Linked DNA regions of Mus musculus: all the other regions are linked to region 3. The links are chromatin loops, found by intact Hi-C in ENCODE. Cell type or tissue: left cerebral cortex. All regions are shown on one strand.

What was found. Peaks named below come from ENCODE experiments on the same cell type or tissue, not always from the same donor. Only the 100,000 strongest peaks of a DNase experiment are listed, where the experiment ranks them.
Region 1: a loop joins it to region 3, with 6 times the contacts of the local background. A loop is called at or near these places in 19 of 42 quality-filtered maps.
Region 2: it touches region 3 in a loop (2.4-fold over the local background); 8 of 42 quality-filtered maps call a loop at or near these places.

What each region holds. Positions count from the first base shown.
Region 1 is chr2:167,108,491-167,116,490 of GRCm38, reverse strand. The region is part of intron 1 of Kcnb1 (potassium voltage gated channel, Shab-related subfamily, member 1); the gene reads left to right. Among named protein-coding and RNA genes, the nearest start is that of Gm52568, 17 kb to the left of the region's middle. In left cerebral cortex, a CTCF peak has its summit at 3,571 (motif pointing left); a DNase peak (open chromatin) is centred at 3,563; H3K27ac peaks cover 483 bases.
Region 2 is chr2:167,132,685-167,140,684 of GRCm38, reverse strand. All of the region lies in intron 1 of Kcnb1 (potassium voltage gated channel, Shab-related subfamily, member 1), which reads left to right. Among named protein-coding and RNA genes, the nearest start is that of Gm52568, 7.3 kb to the right of the region's middle. In left cerebral cortex, no CTCF peak of the experiment used is centred here; DNase peaks (open chromatin) are centred at 746, 3,592 and 7,054; H3K27ac peaks cover 6,852 bases.
Region 3 is chr2:167,186,419-167,194,418 of GRCm38, reverse strand. It overlaps Kcnb1 (potassium voltage gated channel, Shab-related subfamily, member 1), which reads left to right and starts at 5,601. Exons shown (of 2, transcript NM_008420.4): 1 at 5,601-6,362. The coding sequence starts at 5,796. 1110018N20Rik (a long non-coding RNA gene) reads right to left here and starts at 3,794. Exons shown (of 4, transcript XR_001783560.2): 1 at 3,004-3,794; 2 at 1-2,589. In left cerebral cortex, CTCF peaks have their summits at 4,211 (motif pointing right) and 5,354; DNase peaks (open chromatin) are centred at 5,231, 6,148, 6,579, 7,126 and 2 more places; H3K4me3 peaks cover 4,701 bases; H3K27ac peaks cover 5,347 bases.

The DNA of each region.
Region 1 (8,000 bases), 78 kb after region 3:
GCCCAAGTACAGGATCTTTTTTTTTTAAAAATAAAGATTTATTTATTTATTTATTTATTTATTTATTTATTTAATGTATATGAGTACACTGTAGCTGTCTTCAGACACACCAGAAGAGGGCATTGAATCCCATTACAGATGGTTGTGAGCCACCATGTGGTTGCTGGGAATTGAACTCAGAACCTCTGGAAGAGCAGTCAGTGCTCTTAACTGCTGAGCCATCTCTCCAGCCCCAAGTACAGGATCTTAACCAACACACTCGCTGCTGGCCTCCTGCAGGACAGAGGTCACCGTTCATCTCCAGACGTCACTGAGTCTATGCACAAGGCCCTGCATTCGATCCCCAGCAATTCTGAAATGGTTTTCATTAATTCTACCTCCTTGCTTTATAATTAATTCCTGAAGGAAGACAGGGATCAGGCTGGGCCCAGGCCTGTCCTTTCAGCCAGAAGCTGAGGCAGGAGGATCATAAGTGCAAGGCCAGCCTGGACAACGCACTCTGCTGTCACTTTTGTTTACATAGATAGAGGCCATGCCCTGGGGTGAGAGAGTCACTGGATCTCTGAATCACTGTGGAAGGGGACGGTGCCGGAGCCCACCCGACTCTCAGTGGCTGTTGTGTGAGACATGAAGGTGCTTGCCTGGTGATGCCCAGTTGGAGTTAGAAGGCAGCTCTTCCGACTCCTGTGAGACCAGACAGGAAGGTGAGGAAATATCTCACCAGCGAAGGCATCCTCCTTGTTTGAGGGGCAGTGGACCGTGCCACCAGACAGAAGACCTGGTAGGGTTGGAGCAAGTTTGGAATCCCTGTTAAGCCTCATAATTGAGAACGGCAGGAGTAGGAACGAACCTCTGACCATATTCCTGTCCTGGAACACGTGACCACAACACCCCACATGACAACGGGTCACATAGCGTGAAAACCTGGAGTTCTCCGTGCTAGTGAGGTATCGAGATAGGTCCTGACTGTTTACCCAATGGGCTTCCCTTCCTGCAGAAGGCATTCAATCTCTGGTTTATCCTCAGCCACCATGAATAAAACAATTTGGACAAGCAAGTCCTGGCTCTTTCATCAAGGACTGTTGCGGAGGGAGGCCTTGGTCATACAAAGCAGTGCCTAACATGGCTGTGAAGATGACCCTCCTGAAGGCCTTGTTGTAGCTTTAGCCATTGGGTGTGCGGTCCCCCACCCAGCATCTCTCCTGACCCACGGGGAGTGCTTTCAGCTGTGAGCTACCACAGTTAGATTCTCAGGGACCATTTCCACATCCACATCCCACCATACCAGGGGACAGAGGCTCCCATTAGAGGCTTAGAGCCTGTAGACGCCATCCTGCCTGGCCAGCCACACACCTCTTAATTATATTCCCAGTGCTGTTCTACAGCAGGGACAGCCCACACCATTTGTCAATCCTGACTGACAGTGCGTCCCCCGGCTTCTCATATCCTCAGCCGGTCTAGGGGACCCGGTGGTCACCCAGCCAAAAGGGCATTGTCCTGGACTTTCCCTTGCAGAAGGGAACCTTAGGGACATCTCCCTTGTCTCCCCCATGTGGACCAGGGCTGACCTCTGCTTTCCCCTTCACAAGGTTGCTCAGGAGACAGGAGGGAGACAGTCCCCAGCCTCTGACCTCCACAAGGAAAGTGCCTGTCACAACGTGTGTGTGTGTGTGTGTGTGTGTGTGTGTGTGTGTGTGTGTGTGCCAAGTATCCATGTGCACATGCCAGGGCACAGTGAGCACACACGTGTGCTCGCCACAGTGTGCAGGGGGAGATCAGAGGGCAGCTTGTGGGACTCTTCTCCTTCCACCACGTGGGCACCAGGATTGAACTCAGAATGCCAGGCTTTGCAGCCAGCACCTTGCCTCAGTGCTGCTGCCCAGCGCTAGGCTTTTGTTTGTTCGATTGCTATGAGGCCCTGGGAATTGAACTGAGGAATTCAAATAGGCTAGGCAGGCATTCCACCACTGAGCTGTATTTCCAGGCCTCTCCTATATTCTGTGAAATGGGGGTTTCATGTAGCCCAGGCTGGCCGCAAACTCCCTCTGCAGCTAACTATGACTTTGAACTTCTGATCTGCCTTCCTCTGCACTCCCCAAGTACTGGGATGACAAGAGCCCCACCATACCTGGTTCATGCTTGGGTGGAGCCCAGAGCTCCGTATGTGCTAGACCAGTGTTCAACACATGAGACACATACAGGCCAGTCATTCATTCACTCATTCACTCACTCATTCATTCATTCAATCATTGAGACAGGCTCTTGTGTAGCTCAGGCTGCCCTGGAACTATCAGTTCTGAAACTATGGTAGACTGAATATTGGGGTAACTGGCATGTGCCACTGTACCCATCTTTCTGTGCAGCTTAGCTGAGGTCTCCCATTATCCCCGAGGACTCAGGTTTGAGACTGAGCCCATGCCCACAAACTGGAAAGTATCTACAGAAAACATTGCTGCTGAAAATACCCTATGGACATTTCAGAGAGAAGGGAAGCCTGTGCCTCTGGGGACAGCTGGGGTGGCTTCCCTGAGGAGGTGACTACAGTGACTACAGATGAGAAGCAGTCAGCTAGCAGAGGGGAGCGAGAAACATTGCAGGCATGAGGGACAGTGTGGGCAGAGGCACAAGGCAGGAAGGACCATAGAGACCAGGAGGGGGATAGAAAGGCCTGCGATGAGAGAGCAGAGGGGCTGAGACCCAACGCTCTGGGCCTGCACACTAAGCTCCTGTGGCTGGAGATGCAAACCACACAGACCAAGAGCTGCCAGGCCTCTCTGTACAAGGTCAGCCTAGTGCTGGGGTTAACCCGTTCATATCCAGAATAGTTGTTCTCCCCATCGGTCTCCCAGGCAGCGGGGCCGGAGAAAGAAGAGGGGGCCACACCAATTCCAAGTGCCTTTTGCTGCCCAGACCTGGTCACAGGACCTCATCTACGCAGCAAGGGGAGCTGGGAAATGCAGTCTCTATCCTAGATGGTCCACGCCCAGCAAGAAGGAGGGAATAAGCACTAGGGGATGTGGTCTGTAGAGTGACTTTGAGGAGGCAGGAGAGACATCTCTTTGCAGTGGTACCAGTGAGACCTGATGATGTTTGGGACACGGTGGTGGCTGTAGGGTGGACAGGAAAGGACAAATCTGGTGATGTTTGTAAAGAGGAATTGGCAGGATGTGAATATGGGGAAATTAAGGCAGATTGGTAGGACTGCTCCCAACCCTTCTGTTTCTGCCTCTGTAATTCCATGAAGATCTCTAGAACATTTTTTTGTTGTTGTTTTTCCAGACAGGGTTTCTCTGTATAGCCCTGGATGTCCTGGAACTCACTCTGTAGACCAGGCTGGCCTCGAACTCAGAAATCCGCCTGCGTCTGCCTCCCAAGTGCTAGGATTAAAGGCGTGTGCCACCACTGCCCGGCCGAACATTCTTTACACATAGTAGCAGATCTGTTAATAGCAATTCTCATTGTCATAGTACCAGGCAGGCCCAGAACTGCAGGAGCATGTAGCTATGGTGAGGTGCAAAGGCTCTGGGCATCCACCTGGGAAGCAGTTGTTGCTCCTCAGCACCACCTAGTGGCCATGACTGGAAGTACAGGTTGGTGGAGTGCCTCTAGTTTGTGGAGGGAATCTAAACATCTGGCTTTTTATGTGAAATCTCCCCCATTTTAACCAGATGTGGCAGTGCATACCTGTAATTCCAACATTCGGGAGAATCTCAAGTTCAAGGCCTAACCCTGATCTATATAATGAGTTCCAGGCCAGCCAAGACAATGAGATCCTGTCTTAAACAAACCAACACAATGAACAAAAACTCCCAATTTGAAACATAGGCAACTAAGGAAAATGAATCCCGGAGGGATCTTGCTGGATGGGTGTTCCCAGGCTGTGCCCTGCACCCCTGTCCTCTTGTGATGGCTTCTCTTGCCCAAGGCCCAGGTGCCTGCCAACATCCGCTGCCACTCCAGCATCCCCCACCCCCACCCCAGCCCTTGCCGCAGGCAGGGAGGGGTCAGCTCCTGGAGCTGTTCCCAATCCTTTAATCGGATCCACTCCAGTGACCCTTCCAATTAAAACTCCCTGATGTAATCCCCCTGGACCCCCCTTAAAACCCAGGAAGCGGAAGGACCATAAAAGGAGCCCCTTCTTGTGTCCTTGAGCCCTTCTTGGGGAGCCCCAGGGCCTGAGACCACATCCCAGCTCCACCAAGAGAGCGTACGTCAAATGTTAACAAATGATAATTTTAAAAGCATTATGGTGTTGCAAAGCAAGTGCCGATAAAAATAGGATAAGGAGTCATTTTCTGCCAAGGACACCCCATTGCTTTTAGTCCCTGCGACCTGAAGAGTGTCACAGGAGGGAAGCAGGCCCTTTGGTTGGTTTTCTCAGACAGGGTCACTGTTATCCCCAGCTCCTGAGTCAGTGCCAGGCAGAGCGGGTGCCCAAAGCTGAGAGCCATGAGGTTCCGGTTCATTCCCTCGGAGTCCAAGCAGGGGACGCCATGAAGGAAATGGGTCCCACACTCCTTGGCTGAATCCGGTGTCTTTGCCTCAACCTCCCTTTCCCAACAATGCTACATTTCTTAGTGTTCAGCGATGTCGGGCAGAGGTAGAGGGTCCAGAACTCTATGTGCAAGTGGCAACCCCTTAGCTAGCAGCTGGGTTCACAGCCACCTGTGACCCCCACTCCCATGAGGCCAAGGCAGGAGGATCCTGAGTTTGTGTCCCATAATGAGACCCTGTCTGTGACACTCCTGAGATCACAGGGACTAAAAGCAATGGGACGTCCTTGGCAGAAAATGGCTCCTTATCTTTATTGACACTTATTTCATATGTCATAATTTACCCACTTCTCCTATGCAATTCAATGATTGTTTTTAATATTTTAAACCATTTTATGTTAACATTTCCACATCTCTTCACTTTAAATACTGACCACTCTCATCTCCCACCTCTCTCTTATCCCCCACCCACTCCACAAATCTCTCTCGCAATAAATAGTTCGTAACTATTTATTTTGTTTTGGGACCCACTGAGATTAAACAAGGCTGTCTGTGTGACTGCAGCCTTGGAGCTGTTCCTTGGAGCTTGCTGGGCCCAGCATCAGACACAAAACTGAAGACCATGGTCCCCTCTCTTCCAGGACCTATCAGTAACCAATAGTTCAGAGGTACAGGTGGGGCCTCGTGAGTCCCACCCACTCCCTGACCGGTTGTTGGGGCTGGTCTTGTGTGGGCCCAGTGCAGGTAACTGCCGGTGATATGAGTCATGGTTATAATGCTTGTATTGAGTCATAACGAATGGTGGTGGTGGTGCACGCCTTTAATCCCAGCATTTGGGAGGCAGAGGCAGCCTCGGATCTCTGTGAGTTCAAGGCCAGCCTGGTCTACAGAGTGAGTTCTAGGACAACAAGGGCTACACAGTGAAACTGGTCTCAAAAGGAAAGGTAGAAAGAAGGAAGGAAGAAAGGGAGGAAGGAAGGAAGGAAGGAAAAGAATGGGGTTTCTCTCTGTCATCTCTTACCTCTTTCATGGCGTTTCCTGAGCCATTTGAGGGAGCAGCACACGGAGCTTGCTCGAGCTATTCTGATACCTGAATTCTGATACCATCTTTGCTTTGTCCGATCATGGCTTGGTGGAATTCTGGTTGCTTCTCTGCAGCCTTTAGGAACAACAGTTATTGGAAACACGTAGAAGAAGCAACTGGTGAGCCCCAAAGGCCCTAATTAATTTACCAAGGATCCTGTGTCTCTGCTGACCACGGTGGGCCAAGTGACCGTGGGTGCAGCCTGTCCTTTCTCTGCCGAGGCCTATGTTATTTGGACACTTGATGCCTTTTCCTCCATATTGGAAGAACAGAGAAGGGCCACGGAGGTGGCACCAACTATGGGGACTGTTGAAGACCTGATCCAGGCAACCCTGCAACCCTCTCCTGTCTGGCATACTGAGGACTCTCCTGGGACCTTCTCATGGGAAGAGAATGTGTGCTCAGGTCCCCTCAGGTTGGCTCCCGCCTGAGCCTATAACTCACTTCTTGTCACAGACGATTCACTATGTGGGTCTGCCCAGAGTTGTTCTGGGGTTAGGAAAGGAGGAGTTGCCCGCTGCACCCTGCCAGCCTCCGAGGAAACAGAACCTCCTAGCTCTTAAAGGGACAGACCTCCCACCCAAGATCCATTCCTGTAGGGATCAGAGATGTGAGCAGGTGACAATAGGATTCAGCCTGTGCCTGTACCACCCATGTGTGCCTAGCCTGTGCTGAACGTAACACAGGTCCCTGCTCTAGAACTTATAAGGGGCCAGCCCCAGAGTTTCACAACCGTAGCCAGGATAATGCTGTTTCTATGGGTCACTTTGTACGTTGCAGGATGCTGGATAGTACGCCTGTCCTCTGCCTTTCTAATGCTGGTTGTACTCCTTCTGTGGGCTACAGCAACCAAATACTTCCAAGAAATTGCTAAGATCCATCCTAGGAAGTAGCCTCGTACAGACAAGGACACTAAGTCAGGGAAGAGGCCAGCCCTCAAGGCCAAGGGTGGCAGAGCCGTGCCCAGCTGCTCAGGGAGAGTGACAGGTCAGTTTACCTTGGTATTAATGCATCTGTCACTAGGCAGGCAAAATGGGTAGGTTTGCATGTCATTTTGTAGACTGTGGCTGAAATAAAGTTAAGTGTGAATATTTTTTTGCAGAATAGTGTAGGTAACAGGAACAGGCACGGTTTGCTGTCGGGCTGACAGAAACAGGCTTTGTTTGGGAGCGCTCATGTTCTGTGCAGACAGCTGCAGAAAAGCCAGCTGATGGGAGGAGGCTGGCACACCTGTCTGCAGGCCCGTCGTTCAAGTTCACAGCGCAGCAAGCAGAAGGCGAGAATGAGCTCTCACTCCTGCCTTGGCCAGCCTCAGGCACTCAGCTTGCTGAATTTGATGACGCTCTCTGAGCCAGAGCAGGGTACACAGAAAGGCTAAGGGTCAGCCCTCTTGGATGGCATTTATAGATTCTGGGCAGTAATGGGCACATCTACATATGTGCATGCACACACATACACATGCACACACATGTGCATTCACTCACACACACACATGCACGCACACACATGTGCATTCACTCACACACAACAGGAATGAGATGTCAGGATCTACACTGTACAGCAGACCATGAAGTGGCCCTTGTTTCTAGGGAAAACAAGGATGATGTCAGAAATGTCAGAAACCACACAGGTTTTGCTTTGAGGAGAGTAAGGGTTTGGTTGGTAGCTTGGTACTTCACTTGGTACTTACCAACTTACCTATTGTGAGCAGGGTCTCATATAACACCTGCTGGCTCTTATGCACGATGTGGCCAGGGGTGACCTTGAACTCCTGACCTTCCTGCCCCAACTTCCAGGGTGCTGGGGTCACAGGTGTTCACCACCACCTCTGGTTCACCCGGTGCGGGGGCTGGGACCCACAGCCACACTCATGCTAGGCCAGCTCTGTTGCCAGCTGAATCCCCTCCCTGGCCCCCTCTCTGAACTTTTATGGCCTCTCATCTCCTACATCTAGGGGTAGTGCAGATGGTGCGGACAGTGTAGACAGTTTCAGACAGGTTGACACGTGCACACTTAATTCTCACCCTCCCACAAGCCATTTGCTCCCTGGACCCCTGAGCACAGGTTCTCTCAGATGAGTTGACTGAGCCTGAATCTCCTGCCCACCTCAAATCCAGTCAGCAACAGGCAAGAACATAAACCCATTCTCTTCCCCAGCCCCGGGGCTGTGGCAGAAAGAAAGGCGGTGGCCAAGGAGACGATGCGGGCATCTTGACACACGAGCGTAGGGTTTCACTTTTATCCTGAGAATCCTGGAAGTTGAGCAGAAACGGGTGACACTGGATTTTTTTTTTTTTTTTTTTTTACATTTTATTTCTTTATTTTTGTACAGGGTTTCTCTGTGTAGCCCTGGCTGTCCTGGAGCTCACTCTGTAGACCAGGCTGGGCTTGATCTCACAGAGATCTGCCTGCCTCAACCTCTC
Region 2 (8,000 bases), 54 kb after region 3:
ACTAAACTGCTCCAAATCTATATGTCCAAGAAGACAAAAATCCAAACACAGCCGTAGAGATGCTATTCGTCTCTCTCCTATGTGCTTATCACAGCTGTGGTTATTTGCCAGGACACGACATTAAGGTGGCCAATGCAGACAAAGAAATACCTATGAGGTTTGACTTGTGTTCTGGTCTTTTCAGGCCGTAGCCGTGGCCACTGTTCTGCCATCCTGGGTAAACTGGCTTTTTCCTGCTGCCTCATCTGTGCCACCTGTAAATCTAGGCTGCACCCACAGAGAATCAGGAGAATCCTTTCTTGCTTTCTTTCTTTCTTTCTTTCTTTCTTTCTTTCTTTCTTTCTTTCTTTCTTTCTTTCTTTCTTTCAGCCTACTGCCTGAAGGGGCACAGGGGTCAAACATGGTGCAAGCCACCCCCTTCCTTCCGTGTGGCACCCTGGGCTGTGGGGGTGGTACTTCCGGAGCAGATGGATCAGGCAGCTGTGGGGATGGGTGGGCATGTGACCTGGGATAAGATAAGTGCCTCGTCAGTCACCACCACCTGTTCTGGCACCTTCTGATCACCTCCTTACCCCCACGGGGCGCGTGGCAGTCATCTGCTAGTAAGTCAGTCTCTACAAAGAAGCCAGGCCTGGTGCTCCTCACCTGGGTCGGGCCACCGCTGAGCAAGGGCACGCTGGGAGTGTGCTCACAGAGAACAAAGACGTGGGCAGAGCCCAAAAATAGTTCAGGAAACCCACAGCTTTCTGTTTTCTCCCTGGGAGGGTAGCTGAGTGATTCTCGGCAGGGGACCTTGGACGTGTCTCCTGCAAACACTGTAATTATGAACCAGCTAGGGTGGCGCTCTGGGTGCTGAGAGTGCTGGTGGGAGACACTGCCCACCCCCACTACCATATGCACCCCAGCCTCAGGGAGGGTGACCCTGAGAGAACCCTGCGCCAGACTTCACACAACTTCCAATTCTGGTTACATTCCCTTCCTTCCTCCAGAGCCTTCTGTACTCTACCAGTGGGTAAAGTTGTATGACTCGGTAAAGCCACTCAAGCCCTACGTGTCCTAGTAGTGTCTTGTGACACAGCCAACACCTTTCCATTGTAGCTACTCAGTAGCAATCCCAGAATGTGTCCCGTGTGCTTGTGCCTCTGGGTCACTGTCACCCAACTCCGCCATCAAGAAAGCCCAGCTTCGTCTATTAAACCACTCTAGCTGACTGAAGGAAAGGGGGATGGGGCCAGGACAGTGAATGGCTGGCTTGGAGAACTAAAAGCCTCCAGCTAATGGTGCAAGCATGGCTGAGTCCAGGCTTTTGAATTACACGGCAGTATTTCCATTTCCCCCGAACCTTTGGCCCTTGTCTCTTTTGCGCTGGTTTTTACTGTCAAAGGCCAGTCAGGATGGCTCTCTGCAGCCCCAGGCTGGCACCTAACCATCATGACAGACCCAGTGGATGCCTGTGGCTCTGTCACAATCCTGCCTGACACACATGAACCTGGAGGTATCATAAATCACCGAAATGATTTCATGAAGGTTCTGCCCAGGCAGGTGTGGTCCACACCCTCATCTAGAGCCGTTTCCTGGAGACCAGGAAGGGGAGGCTCCAACCTCAGAGGGTGCAGAGGGTGAAGAAGATGGAAGCAGCAGGTGTCCGCACAGTACCTGTGGCTGGAGCTGTGCTGAGCTGATGTCTACTTAAAGCAAATGTCTTTGGAGTGGAGGTCTTGGGGAAGGATGGAGGTACTCCCTTGGGTGGAGCCTATCGTCAGGGCCAGTCGTCGTCTCTCCTAAGATTCCAAGCTTGGCCTGGAGTCTTTCATGCCTCAGCTCAGAGCCCTCCCTTCCTCCCTGGTGAACCAAGCCTAGTGACGTGCACTGTCCCCAGAGGCCAGAAAACTCACCGGCCTTCTTTCTTAGCTTGTGACTGCTGTATCCTGCCCAGGCTCCTACAGCTTGCTTTACCATTCAAATGACTGCTCGGCTTGTAGTCTTTGGGATCAGAAGCCACAGGAAGAAACAGGCTGTACAGGTGAGGTGGGCAAGGTCTTACCCACATCCTTCAGCCCTGAGCCACCACATTCTCCATCCCCTGTAGCCATGGCCCTCCATCCCCCTCAGACCTGAGACCAGGGTTACAAACAGTCTCCTGGAGAATGGACGTAGCCCCATGAATAAAGGAGGGAGATCACGTGGGGCCTTTGGCACACCAGCAGGAAGTCTACACGTGGCTCATGCTTTCAAAATTTTAAATAGAAAAATTAGGGATTTAAAATGCAATCTCTTTAAAAATGTGAATGTTAACAGCTAGTACAAGGTTTTTTTGTTTTGTTTTGCTTTTTGTTTGTTTGTTTTGAAGCACAGTTTAGAACAAGCAAAGCATACCTGTGGGAATAGACTCAAATTCCAGGCCACCATTTTCAACTTCTCTCTCTCCTTGCTACAGATGGAAAAAACGAAGGCACATATATGCATTGCTTATATATACAGTTTATATATAAATATATAAACCATACATATATACATGCATGCATACATACATACTGGCTATATCCCTTAGGCTAGATTGACAACTGCTTGCTATGGTGGTCTTGATTGCACCTCTCTAGAAGGTAGCATCAGAATGGGGACATAAAGAGAGTGAGGGAGTCAGGTCGTGGCTATCTGAGGGTAGAGATTTCCAAATAGATGAGACCATGCAAGGGCTCTAAGGCAGACCTGTCTGTCAGCAATTAGGCTGACAGGCTTTAGTGCAGGGTGGAAGCAGATGAGAGTAGAGTAGTGGAGTCCATTTCTGGCCAGGGCCCGTGGGACCTGATTCAGATTTAGTAAGGATTAATGAATGGATGGACAGATGGATAATGGATGGATGGTGAGTGGGTGGATGGATGGATTGATGGACTGACAGGTGGACGGATGAATGTGGATGGATGGATGGATGGATGGATGGATGGATGGATGATGGGTGGATGGGAGGTTGAGTGGATGGATGGATTGATGGACAAACATACAGGTGGATGATGGATGGATTGATGGATAGTAGAAAGATAGTTGGGTGGGTGGGTAGATGGATGGATGGACAGACAGATGAATGAACAAACTCCAAACTTTTCTGCTTTCACAGGAACATTCATATGAGATGGGGTGTGTGGGTGTGCCTGATGTGTCCTAGGTTCTGAAGCCTTCTAGAAGGTGACTATGCGGGAGGCTGTCAGTCAATTCGGGTTGTTTAGTGCTCCCCGCATGGGGAGAGGGGACCTCTGTGAGAGTCAGGAGGTAGTGAGAGTGCACTCTGGGTGCCAAAGGCAGAAGTGATGGATCTCATTCACGACTGCTTATAGCAATGTGTCCATCCCGGCAAGCTAAGGGATCCAAGCCACCATCAAAGACCCTGGTGTGGGCATGGAGTCCATGAAACTCCTAAACACCCAACCCCACCATTCACAGTCAGCCCCTGTGACCCCATAGGACGCTGCAGTGGGTGCTCCCATCCTTGGCCGCACTCAGCCTCTGAGACTATTTCTGCCTTCGTTGGGTACTGGCATCCCAGCTGCTGGCAAGCAACTCGGGTGGGGTTGCCATGGCGACCCTCGGGCACGGATTCCCAGAGATGCTCCTGCATCCTCCCCAGCCACTGCTGATTGCCGGGGGAGAGCGTGACTCACCGTTAAATATATCACGGTCATCCCAAATTGGCTGCTCAAACCCAGCAGCCGGATGTGGGGACAGGCGGCCTATGGAGGGGGCAGGAGTGGGGATGCTGAGGTGCGACCTTCTGGGTACCACTGGGGCCTTTAGATCCTGTTGTTTTTAGCTGCTCCCATCCCTGCTCGGAGTTCGTGCCTCTCCCAGCCTGCCTGGGGCTTGGCCCCAGACCTGCCACTGTTTTCCTGTGATTGTGTGTGCATGTGCGTGCACACATATGCCTGTGCGTGTGTATGTGCCTGTGTGCGTGCACACAGGTGGGCAAGCACAAGTGTCTTTCTCAGTCACTCCCTACCTTATTTTTAACAGATGCGCTTTTTTTCGTATTTCATATGTATTTATTGTGAGGGGGGCACACATGTCACGGTGTGAGTGTGGAGGTCAAAGGCTAACTTGCCAGTCTCCATCAGACATACCTGATGATTGAACTCAAGTCACCAGGCCTGGCAGCAAGCATCTTTACCCAATTAACCATCTTGCCAGCTCCTTCACCTTATATTTTGACACAGTAAACCTGGAGCTCATAAATTGGAGTGACCTAGCTGGTGAGAGAGCCCTAACGGCCCGCCTGTCTCTCCTTCCCTGGTGCTGGATATATCGTCATATGCCACCACCCTCAGCTTTCCGCATGGGTTCTGGGGATCTGAGCTCAGCAAACCCTTTCCCAACTGAATTTCCCCCCAGCTGAGTGGCCTTGCATAAGAAACTTGAAGTCTCTGGGCCTCTGAGCATTCATCTCTAAGTTAGGCCTGAGGTGTATACTGACAAAGACCTTGAGAGCGCAGCTTGCCCTCAGCTGCAGAGCTGACCCATGGGAGACCTCAGCCAACTGACGGGAGACTGGAGCCTGCTGGGTGAGAGAGGAAAGAGTCTCTGCCCATAGGCCAGGAAGCCCAGCATCTTCACATTGCTTCTCTATCCCCGAATTCCACACAAAGCGTCCACGTGGACACAGCACACACAGCTGCGGATCCCTAAGCCTAGGAAACACCCTCATTGTGTGTCCAGCAAGCCTGGCCAGCCTTTGCCCTGGTACACGTTACCTTGGTGCTGCTTGGAGAAACGATTCCGTATCTACGGTCCCAGAAGACATGCTGGCTCTGTCTGCTTCATAGATAACCAGACATCCCAGAGGAGGTTCAGGACACACGCAGACTTTGGGAAATCCACAGGAGCTGTGTCCCAACACTTCCCCACACAGCTTTAGACAAACACACGCCACCTTGGGTAGGAGCTACTTTTGCAAGGTCCCGGGGGCAGCATCTGCCCCTTGCCAGCGGTTGCTGTCCTTAGTCCTCCCTCCTGTAGGCCTTGCATGTCACAGCTTTAATTTTTTCCAGCCAGCACACACCCGTCAGTCTAACATGTCCTAATGAGGTACCTACAGCCTCAGCCCCCAGCCTGCATCTCCTCTTCCATCCCCTGGTTCTTTGCAGGGAAGGGGTTCTACTGGATGTTAAACTCAGGATTTCATGTGTGCTAGGCTGATGCTCCCCTGATGAGCTGCATCCCATCTCTCTGCTTACCTTTTATTTGAGACAGGGTCTCACTAAAGCCTTGAACTCATTCTCGATCCAGGTGGGCCTTGAACTTGCAGTCATCCAGGCCAAGCAGCTGAGACTACGGGTGTGCATCACCCCACCCACCTGAAGGTATAATTCATATGCACACAATTGTTCTAATTTGACCCTGTGCATCAATGAACTTTAGTAAGTTACCAAATTGAGCAGCCCCACGATCCAACTTAGGAACATTCCGAAAGGAACCTCGTGTCCAAATGCCTCTATCCTGTCCCCCTGCCCTTGGACAGGTGACCACTGATCTATCCTGTATCTTTACGGTGCTATTCTTAGACAGTTCGTGTTAGTAGTGTCCCATAGTAGTCACATGTGTAAACCTCAGTTTCTGAGCTGGGGTCAAAAGTAAGAGAGATTGTCACCGCAGAGACCGTGGTGGGGGTGACATCATGAGGTTCTTGTGACGACACGCTCATGTCAAGGAAGGAATCAGGTGTGGAAAGACAGCACTGCCCAGGCCTTACAGATCACAAGGCTGTCTAAGAACAGGACGTGGCTCAGCACTCCACAGTGGCCAAAGATGGCTAGAGCCAACTCCATCTTGCCTGGTGGGAATGCACCCCAAGGTTGTCTGCCCTTGCCTGCTGCTCACTGTCCTTGCTGTGTCCCCCAGGGGGCTGAGCATGTAGAATCCAAGAGCTTACCAGCCTCAGCCGTGTCTACTCAGAGAGGGCCACTGAACATGGATGCCACAGGGCTCCAGCTTTAACCAAATCAAGAGGATGAAGATGTTTCCAAGCTAATGTCTCTCTTCAAGTCTGTGGGACGTCAGGAAAGACATCTCACCTCTCTGAGCCTCAGATTCCTTTTCTGGTGAGCAGGGATAATATTTGGAGATATTGGAGATTTATGTAAGAAGGCACTAAGTAACCTCCACTCAGGGACATGCCTATCATAGCTGCACTGACCTCCACCGTTATCGTCACTTTCTGTGTGATAAAATGCTGAGTCTTTCTTGGAAGGAGAAGCCAGCCCGAGGGAAAGACTCACTTGCAGCTTACAGAGAAAGAGCCTTTGCCCTCTTCCTGCTTCCTGAAAGCCCCGTGTCCCAGCGAAAACCACTCTACACGCCTCTCCTGGAGTCGCCTCAGCTCTTACTTTGACTGACAGCCTTGAAGAAATGGTGGATTTTATCTCTGGCCATGGAAGTCCTTAACTAAATGACATCATTCCTGCAGTCACCTAGATACATGGACAGCAGATACATGGAGCCCACCCAGAGAGGGAGGAAGAGAAAGAGAGGAGAGGAAGGAGAGAAAGGGGGGAGGGAAATAGAGTGAGCTAGTGTACAGAACTATGAGACATTGAGCCCAGAGTCTGTATGTGCATACGGGTGTGTATGTGTGTGTGTGTATGTGTGTGTGTGTGTGTGTGTGTGTGTGTGTGTGTGTGTACATGCATGGGTGTCTTATTTAGGGTTTTACTGCTGCGAACAGACATCATGACCAAGGCAAGTCTTATAAAGGACAACATTTAATTGGGTTTGGCTTACAGATTCAGAGGTTCAGTCCATTATCATCAAGGTAGAAGCACGGCAGCATCCAGGCAGGCATGGTGCAGGAGGAGCTGAGAGTTCTACATCTTCATCTGAAGGCCACTAGGAGAACGTTGGCTTCTAGGCAACTAGGATGAGGGTCTTAAAGCCCACACCCACAGTGACACACCCACTCCAGCAGGGCCACACCTCCAAATAGTGCCACCCCCTGGGCTGAGCATATACAAACCATTGCAATGGGCGCGTGTGTGGACGCTGGAGGTCAATTCTACATAACCGCTGCAGTAACTCCTACACCTTACACTCCTACACTCTCGAGACAGTCTCTCACTGAAACCAGAACTCAGCTGTGCAGCTAGGCTGCTGGGTGAGGAGGCCCTGGGGGAGCTACTGTTTCTCCCTGCTTGGTGCTGGGAGTCCAGGCCTAAGCCTCCATCCATGACCAGCCTTCATACCCATTCTGTTCCCGGGCTTGAACTCAGGCCCTTTCACTTACTCAGCGAGTGCTTGACCATGCAAGTGCTCTCCCAGCTTCTCCAAGAAACCTCTCCGTACCCGCTCTTCACTACCATTGACTCACTGGACCACTGCCGGGCTTTAGAGGGTGTAGCATTGACAATGCTCCAGGCTCTTGGGGGTCCAGTCTAAAGGGGAAAGAAAACCTGGGGGCACGTCATAAGATCCAGTTTCAGATATAAAACCTGCCTAGAGATGTGACGCGTTGGGGGTAAGGGATAGTACAGTGGACAAAAGAGAGAAATCAGGAAAAGCTGTCCTGGGAGGGTGACACTTCAGCAGATCAAGAGCTGAAAATGAGGGGAGGGCCATGTCTGGAGGCAGAGGGTTGTAAGAGCCCAACGAATAGGAAGGCACCGAGGCTTTAGTGCTCCCCAAGGCTCTAGTGCTCCCTGAGGCTCCAGTGCTCCCCTCATGTCTCGGGAGCCAGAGGAGGTCAGAATAGCAGCAGCAAGGGGAGCTATGGGTGGACATCTGACCAAGAGGAGCCAGACACACAGCGTTTGGGAGGCGTGTAAGGTTCTGGCTTTTTTGCCCAGAGATTGGTGAGAGATGGGAGTTGTTTTGAGCAGAGAACAGAGGTCTGCTGTGGGTCCCAGCAGGTCCCTCTGGATGGCTGAGGTGGAGGAACATCTGCCCTGGGGACCAGGGTGGGAGCAACTGCAATGCAAGGGGCTGTGACCATTCGGGCTTCTCAGAGAGTGTTAGGAGGTAGG
Region 3 (8,000 bases):
CAATAAGGACAGCAACAACCATCAACCATAATAACAACATCAACCACAATCATAGCAACTAAATCCTAACAGCCACCACAGCAACAACCGTCAACCGTAATAACCATAATCAAAACAACAAACAACCACAGCAACAAATGTCAACCATAAATAACAACCACGACCATAACAGCAACCACAGCAACAACCACTTGTGACAGTAGCAACCACAATCAGAACAACAACCATAGTCATAACAACCAGTCAACCATAACAACTACACCCACAACCATAACAGTCATCACCAACACAACCAGAATCATAACAACCACCAAACAACCATAATAACAACCACAGCAACAACCACCAACCATAATAGCTACAACCACAATTATAATAATAGTCACCAGCACAACAGCAAAAACACTCTTAACAACTACAGTCAACAACTGTAAGCATCGCTACCACCATGACCACAACTATAACAACAGCCACTACTACAACTGTGAAGATACCCACAACAGTCAGCACCGTAAAAAGACCATAACAGCAACAACTCCCATAACAGCCACTGAAATCACCACAACAGCTCACACACACAAACACACATACATACAAGAACTTCAATGCCTATGGAGCAAACCTGAGATTCATTAATAGTCAATGAGAGGGATATTTCAATACACTGAGCTGTTTTCTGGCACACACTGGAGAGCCAAGGCTCCACTCTCTGGATAAAAGCTAATGGAGGCTAAGACTGGGGCTGGAGGACTCCCAGCACTTAGAGGAGATGTCACCAGAGGCAGTGGAGTCCCTGTGCACTTAGTTAAGAGTGTACACACCCTGGGACACATTGTTCCAAAGCCACAGGAAGCATGCTTACAAAGTCATCACATATGCAGGGCTGGGGACGCAGGGCTGGGACACAGTTCAGTTGATAGAGCACTTGCCTTGCATGCACTAAGAGCTGGGTTCAATCTAGGGCTGTGTAGACCAGGTGTGGTGGTCACGCCTGTAATCTCAGCACTGGGGAGGTGAAGGCAGGAGGATCAGAAATCCGAAACCATCTTTGGCTCTGTGGCCGAAGTTCAAGGCCAGCCTGGACTATGTGACCCTGTCTTGGGAAAAAAAAAATCTCTATGCTGGTCTGTGAGTTGATGTGAGAGGCTGCTCTCAGGTGCCTTCACTGAGTGACATGTGAGGAAGGGACACATTGTGAGGGCCAGTTTCCTGCTGAACCCACATCATCATGAGTAGATCTCCTGAAGATAAGAAACAATGTGGGGCTAAAGAGGTGGGTCACCAGTGAAGAGCACTGACTGTTCTTCCAAAGGACCCGGGTTCAAGTCCCAGCACTGACAAGGTGGCTTATACCTGTGTGTAACTCCAGTCCCAGGGCTTCCAACACCCTCACACAGACACACGCGAAGGCAAAATACCAATGAACATAAAACAAAATGAAAAGAGAAAAGAGTCAGAGTCACGGAACAGAGCACAGGGGTGCAGGCAAGTAATGCAGGTTTGTAGTCCCACATCACTCAGAGGGATAAGACTCACAGCATGGAGAGTTCAAATCCAGCCTGGGCTATACACTGAAATATTTTCTGGGGGAAATAAAAGGCAAAACAAATAACAACAGCAAAAAGCTATGAATTGTTTTTCAAAATCACACAGGAAAAAAAAAAACCCAAGAACATACTATCCACTCAGTAGATAACAGCTGCTGCCTATGAGGTAGGGAGTATGCTCTGGGGGGATGTGGGGGGACGAGGAATTCAGAATAAGTGGGCCTAGGGACAGGGCTGTCAGCAAAGCACTTGCCTCACAAACGCAAGCACCGGAGTTCAACCCCCAGAATACACGTTAAAACAAAACAAAACAAAACAAAACAAAACAACCAAACAACAAAACAGGCAGGGCAGTGAATGTTTTTATTCCCAGGGCGGGGCGGCAGAGGCAGGTGGATCTCTGGGGCTCACTAGCCAGCCAGCCTAGCCTGCTTGGAGAGTTCCCAGTCAATCAGAGAGGCTAGCTCAAAATAAAATAAAATAAAATAAAATAAAATAAAATAAAATAAAATAAAATAACTAGATAGATGGATGCCATCCAAGGAACAAGCCCATGGCTGACCTCTGACCTCCACAGGACACACACACACAGGTGTGCACATGTGTCCTCTGTAAGCTGGAATTTTCTGGAGGAACAGAATTGATGGGATCCCACATTTTCTATATTAAATATGAAACATTTTATATACCAAATATATTAGAGAATGCATGTCATCAGCTCACTCTGAAATAGTCTCAACACCGAGGCTGGGAATCCGGGAGCTGACTGGTCCTGGAGGTGCCTCAGTAGTCATCAATCCTGCACCAAAAATCTGCAAGTTCTTGGAGACTTGAAGGTCCTTGGTCCAGGATGGAAACCTGAAATGGCTGCTGCTTCTGTTTTCAGTGGAGGAATCGTCTTCGTCGTCATCGTCATCATCATCGTCCAACGCTTCAAGCAAGAGGCCAGGCCAGGCCAACAAGGGCAAGTGGTCTTCCTTCTTCCACACTATTTAATCTGGTCCCCCACTAGCAGATGCTACCCACATTCTGGTCAGTCCTCCTACATCAATTAAAGCAATTAAGACAATTCTTTAGGTGAGGCTGTTTGCTCGGGTGACTTTAATTTGTGGTGAGTTGACACCAACCCTAACCCTCTCTCTCACACACGCACATAGGGACGCAAGGGAAGGAAAACAAATCTTACATTGTCCTTTTTGTTGTTGTTTTTTGAGACAGGGTTTCTCTGTGTAGCCCTGGTTGTCCTAGAATGGGCTCTGTGGACCAGGCTAGCCTCAAACTCACAGAGACCTGCCTGCCTCTGCTTCCTGAGTGCTAAGTCTTGTATTTTTCTATGCTGTTACTGTGGTGGCCAGGGAGGCGTATGGCTGTCCCTCATTTGCCCTTGGCCTCTAGCCTAGACACAACTCCATGTGGAACTCCTCTTACCTCCCCACATCTATCACTCCCTTCTTACCATGGTGGTAGAGTCTGTCCTCACTTCTGAGAGGCCCTGCTGAGCTCCTGGGTTACGCTCTCAGCATGGCCTCCCCTGCTCCCATGACTCCCCAGTAGTACTCATGATTGACCGAAGCTTTCTCCTTTAAAACGAACAAACAAAAAAAATGCTTGTTTTTCTTCAGTGTTGGGCAAACTGAGAAGAGGAGGGAGGGGCTGAGCCAGAACTATCAGGCCAGAGCAAGGGAAAACCCGTGGAGGCTTTACTCCACTGACAACCGCATTCAGTTTGGGAAATGGAACATTCATTCTGACAGCCTTGGCACTGTAGATAGAGGAGGGATGGGGGAGCTGGGAGCAGAGGTCACAGGGAGAGAAGCTGGGAAGGGAACTGACCAGAGTGAATGGTTCTTACAAACAGTTTTGCGTGATGCAGTGCAAAGGAACCCAGGTGGAGATGGGAAAGCCTTACCTTGGGGCACCATGTCCCACTAAGTTCCCCCCCCCTCCAGGACAAGGTTCTCTGCTGCATCTCTAACTCCTTAACACCGCACAACAGATACGTGTGTCAGAGAACAAACCAGCCGAGCCCAAGTGTGGCTGACAGAGGGATACCTGACCCCTTCTGCATGCAACCCTGCCTACAGTCACTCCGGAACCTGCCGGCCCCACCGCACAGGGTGAGGCAGGGCCAGTGGATCTCTCGGTTGAGCCTCGACCCTCGGCAGTCTAGAAGCAGCTGTCCAAGTTAGCACCCATGGGTGAGTGACTAACAAGGCCCGGCAAACTCTGAGTCTTCCCTGGCCCTTCACCTGGCCTTATGTTTCTCCTCAACAGCTACCACCCAGCTGCCCACCTCTTTTGCCTGTTGGTTTGTTAATTGGTGTAATATCCACCTTCCTCCAGAATCTAGAATTTGATTTTGTAGAATCTGGAATGGAATCAAAGCAAGGGCTATTTAAAATTGCCACCTGCCTTCTCCAGCTTTCCCATCCTCCCAGCTTCTAGCCTGTCTGACATAGTCTTCCAATTCTGTTTACAGTCGCTCTCCAGGGAGCCCGGCGACCCAGAGGCTAGTTGGCTTCGCAACTGTATCTCCCACGCCCGTCCTACGTGCAGCGCATGCATGCAGTAGGCGCTCAGCCTCGTGGTGGCCAGGACGCAGTCAAGCAGCCCGGGTGGGCCCCGCGGCCTGAGCCAGGGCCGGGCCGGGCACGGAGGGGTTAAGCCGCGCGCGTTTCCGACCCGCAGGTGGCGCCGTCCCGCCTCGGTGCCACTCGCCGCGCTCCGAAGTGCGGGACAGAATCGCGGCGAGCGCGGAGCCGAAGCTCAGCCCGACTTGTTGATCTCGCGCAGGCAGCCGCGGCCGCCGCCGAGCCGAGCCGGAGCCCGAGGTGGAGGCGGAGGCGCCGCCGATCGCCCGGGCCGCGCCGTCCCTGCGCCCCGCAGAGCGCCCCGCCCGCGCCCCGCAGCCCCGGCGCCGCCCTCCCGCCCGCCCGGCCGGCCCGGGTAGGCCTAGCCCGGCCCCGGGACCGCCGCTGCCGCGGGCGGGGGCGCGGGCGGGCGGCCGGCGAGATGCGCGCGGCGCGGCCCCGGGAGGCGGCCACCCTGGGGGTGAGTGTGGCGGGGTAGGGGGGTGGCGCGGGCCCACCCCGGGGCTGGGGGCGGGGCGTGTGCCCCGCGGGCTGTAGGGCCCGGGAACCCCCCGAAATCACCGGTGCGTGGCGGGAGGAGGGCACGCTCCGAAAGGCCAGAAGATTCCGCTGGTTTCCCCGCCTCCCACCTCCCCCACCCCTTCTCTTCCGAGCCCGGGCAAAGGCGCAGAACCCGGAGTTATAAAAAGCCATCGCCGGGAGGAGCGAGGAGGAGGAGCGGGAGGAGGGGGAGGAGGAGAAAGAGAGGAGGAGGGGCAGGAGGGGAGCACCGAGCAGGCGGATCCCGAGGACTCCGCGCCCCTCCTGCGCTAGAGTGGGGAGGGGGCGCACAAGGAGGTGCAGACCCCGCTGGCTTGGCTCCTTCGACCCTCACCTGGTCTCCGGAGCGGTCTCGGGTCCTGGTGTTGTGAGGAGTGGGGTCGCCCCAGGACAGGGCAGCCTGGTGGCCTCCGACAGGTGGGCATCTGGTAGCCTCCACAGTCCTCACTCGGCCCAAAATCTTCTAAGATTTAGAAAAAGCAAGCCCAATGCCATCGTTATGCTCCCACCCAAAATCTTGACTATCTTGGGGTGGGAGGAGATGAGAACTCACTAAAGAGAGAAAGAAAGTTCTCCCTGCCTCTCCCTTGCCTCCCAATTGCGGGGGCCAGGTTGGGCTCTCCAGCCCGAGAGCAGGGAGTTTCAGCACTCGACGGGACGGACAGCGCCCCGGGCGGCCGGATTGCGCCAGGGCGGGGGTGGGGCTTCCTGGGAGCCTCCTGGGGGCCTCTCCCGCCTGGAGGGCCACCCCTCCCTTCGTCCTGGGGTGGGGCTGACTTCAGCACCGGCGGGAGGAACAGCAGCCATCCGTCCTCCCTTCCCCCCCCCCCGCCCCCCAACTCCCCTGAGCCGCTTAAGCCTTGGGAAGGTCAAGGCCGGTAGGGGACCCTGGGGGAGGGGCCTCACAGTACGGTTCGCTGACCCGTGTCCGCTTTCGCTTTCTGCCTCGCAGCCGTCGGGATGGAGGTGAGACGGTAGCCGCGACGCCCGCCCTCGCGCACCCCTGCACCACAGCGGCCTGCAGAGCTCCCCGCCCCCCGCCCCCGCGGCAGCGGGCCTTGCCGTCGAGTGACAGCGGCCTGGGGGGGCAGGGGGGGCGGGGGCGGCCAGACCAGCGATGCCGGCGGGCATGACGAAGCATGGCTCGCGCTCCACCAGCTCGCTGCCGCCCGAGCCCATGGAGATCGTGCGCAGCAAGGCGTGCTCGCGCCGGGTGCGCCTCAACGTCGGGGGCCTGGCGCACGAGGTGCTGTGGCGCACTCTGGACCGCCTGCCTCGCACGCGGCTGGGCAAGCTCCGGGACTGCAACACGCACGACTCTCTGCTCCAGGTGTGCGACGACTACAGCCTCGAGGACAACGAGTACTTCTTCGACCGCCACCCTGGCGCCTTCACCTCTATTCTCAATTTCTACCGCACCGGCCGGCTGCACATGATGGAGGAGATGTGCGCGCTGAGCTTCAGCCAGGAGCTGGACTACTGGGGCATCGATGAGATCTACCTGGAGTCCTGCTGCCAGGCCCGCTACCACCAAAAGAAGGAGCAGATGAACGAGGAGCTGAAGCGGGAGGCTGAGACGCTGCGGGAGCGGGAGGGCGAGGAGTTCGACAACACGTGCTGTGCTGAGAAGAGGAAGAAACTTTGGGACCTGCTGGAGAAGCCCAACTCATCGGTGGCCGCCAAGGTGAGTCTGGAGTCTGTTTCCCCCCATGGAGGCCTACACAGAGGCTCCTGGCTCCTCACGATGAGTATACCGGTTAAAAGGCAGGGGCTCCAAGCGAGTTCTCCAAGGACTACTACTCTTAAGAGGCACCCTTCCCATGTGATTCAGTACGGTGTACCCCTACTTTGTTGGGGGGAAATGGTTTATAAAACTCTAAAATGCTACGGCCTTGGTGAGAACAGAGTCGAGCTTTGCTGGATAGTCTTGGTGCCTCCAGGCCTGGATACATACTAGAATAGCCTGCCCTGCAGATGTAACATCTAGCCCTGAATTATAACCCCACTCTGCTCATAAGGAAGGGTATAAACACAGCCTACCGACACGCCTGGCAGAGGCTGAGGCACCCACAGGTATTTTAAGAGATGACAAAAGACAGGGAAGGCTAGTGGTAAGGACAGGTCTGCCCCAAGGCTCGGGACAGCGGGTGAGAGGACCAGGCTGGCTCCTTGTTTATGTACTTGCTGTGTGGTGCAGTTTGCACTTGGCTGTTGGAGGAAGATGTAAATTTCCAAATCAGAGCAGAAAATAGGCCTGGGGAAAGAGGCAGGGTGAACTTGTTCACACAGGGTGGGCTGCTGGGCACAGGAGGCAGCCAGCCTTGGGGACCAGCAGAGGCTTGGGGTGAGGACCGGGACAGGTGCAATTCCTCTGAGTCAGGCTGGCACCTCAGCGTGTCTGGAGGGTGAGGCCTGCCTCACATGGCCTGTGTCCTGGGTGCCAGGAGTAAATGACAGCTCAGCATGCTCAGGGCTGCATGGGAGGCTGGGAAGGGGGCCCAGAAAAGAGATGTGTGGGAATCCAGAGAGATCAAGTTTGGGAAGAGACAAGATAGTCTCTGAGAGCTGAGTCCAGGAACGAGGACCAGAGGCAAGTGACCAAGATCGCCTGTTCGGCCAGCCATCCTTTAGAAGCATGGCCTGGCTTTTGGCTAGCTTGGCCTCTCAGTGTGGAGTCTTTGGTGGCTCAGCTGGCCCCTCACTGGTCCCTTCTCTCAGGGGACTCTGTAGGGTTGTTTGCAGATAGTTGACTTGCTCAAAAAGGCTGCAGTCGACACAGGAAGGGTGTCTAGTAGGACAGCAGATAGAGCCCATAGTCATTTTTCTCTCGCCTCTGGGCTTGGTCTCCTCCTGGAAGGCTGAGACCATAATCCTTCCCCAGTTTCCGTGTCCAGAAAGCCTCCCTCTAAGACGAAAGGTACTCGTCCTTAGCCGGCTTAGGATCAACAGACTTATTTTGCTATTTCTAGGCCTGACACAGGTTTCCCCCACGGCTCAGCCCATTGAGGCCCAGGTAGGCCCCTCCTTCCTCACCTGCCCTGTCCTTAAGACACTGGATCCAGGGACAGGAAGTGGGGATTTACCCTCCCCTGGAAGAAACAGACAAAGGGCTGGGTTTGTGTTGGCACCTGGCTGCGGGGCAAAAAAAACGAGTTGTCTTGCAAGAGGCAGCGTGTGGGAATAAACCGTCTTTCCTCCTCTCGCTCAGCTTAATCGGCTCCCCCCCAGCCCCCCCCCCACGCCATCCCCCACCCCCTGCAGCAGCAGCAGCATCATGACCTCGCTGTGATCCCAGGCTGGGCTGTCAGCTCATATTCTTGCA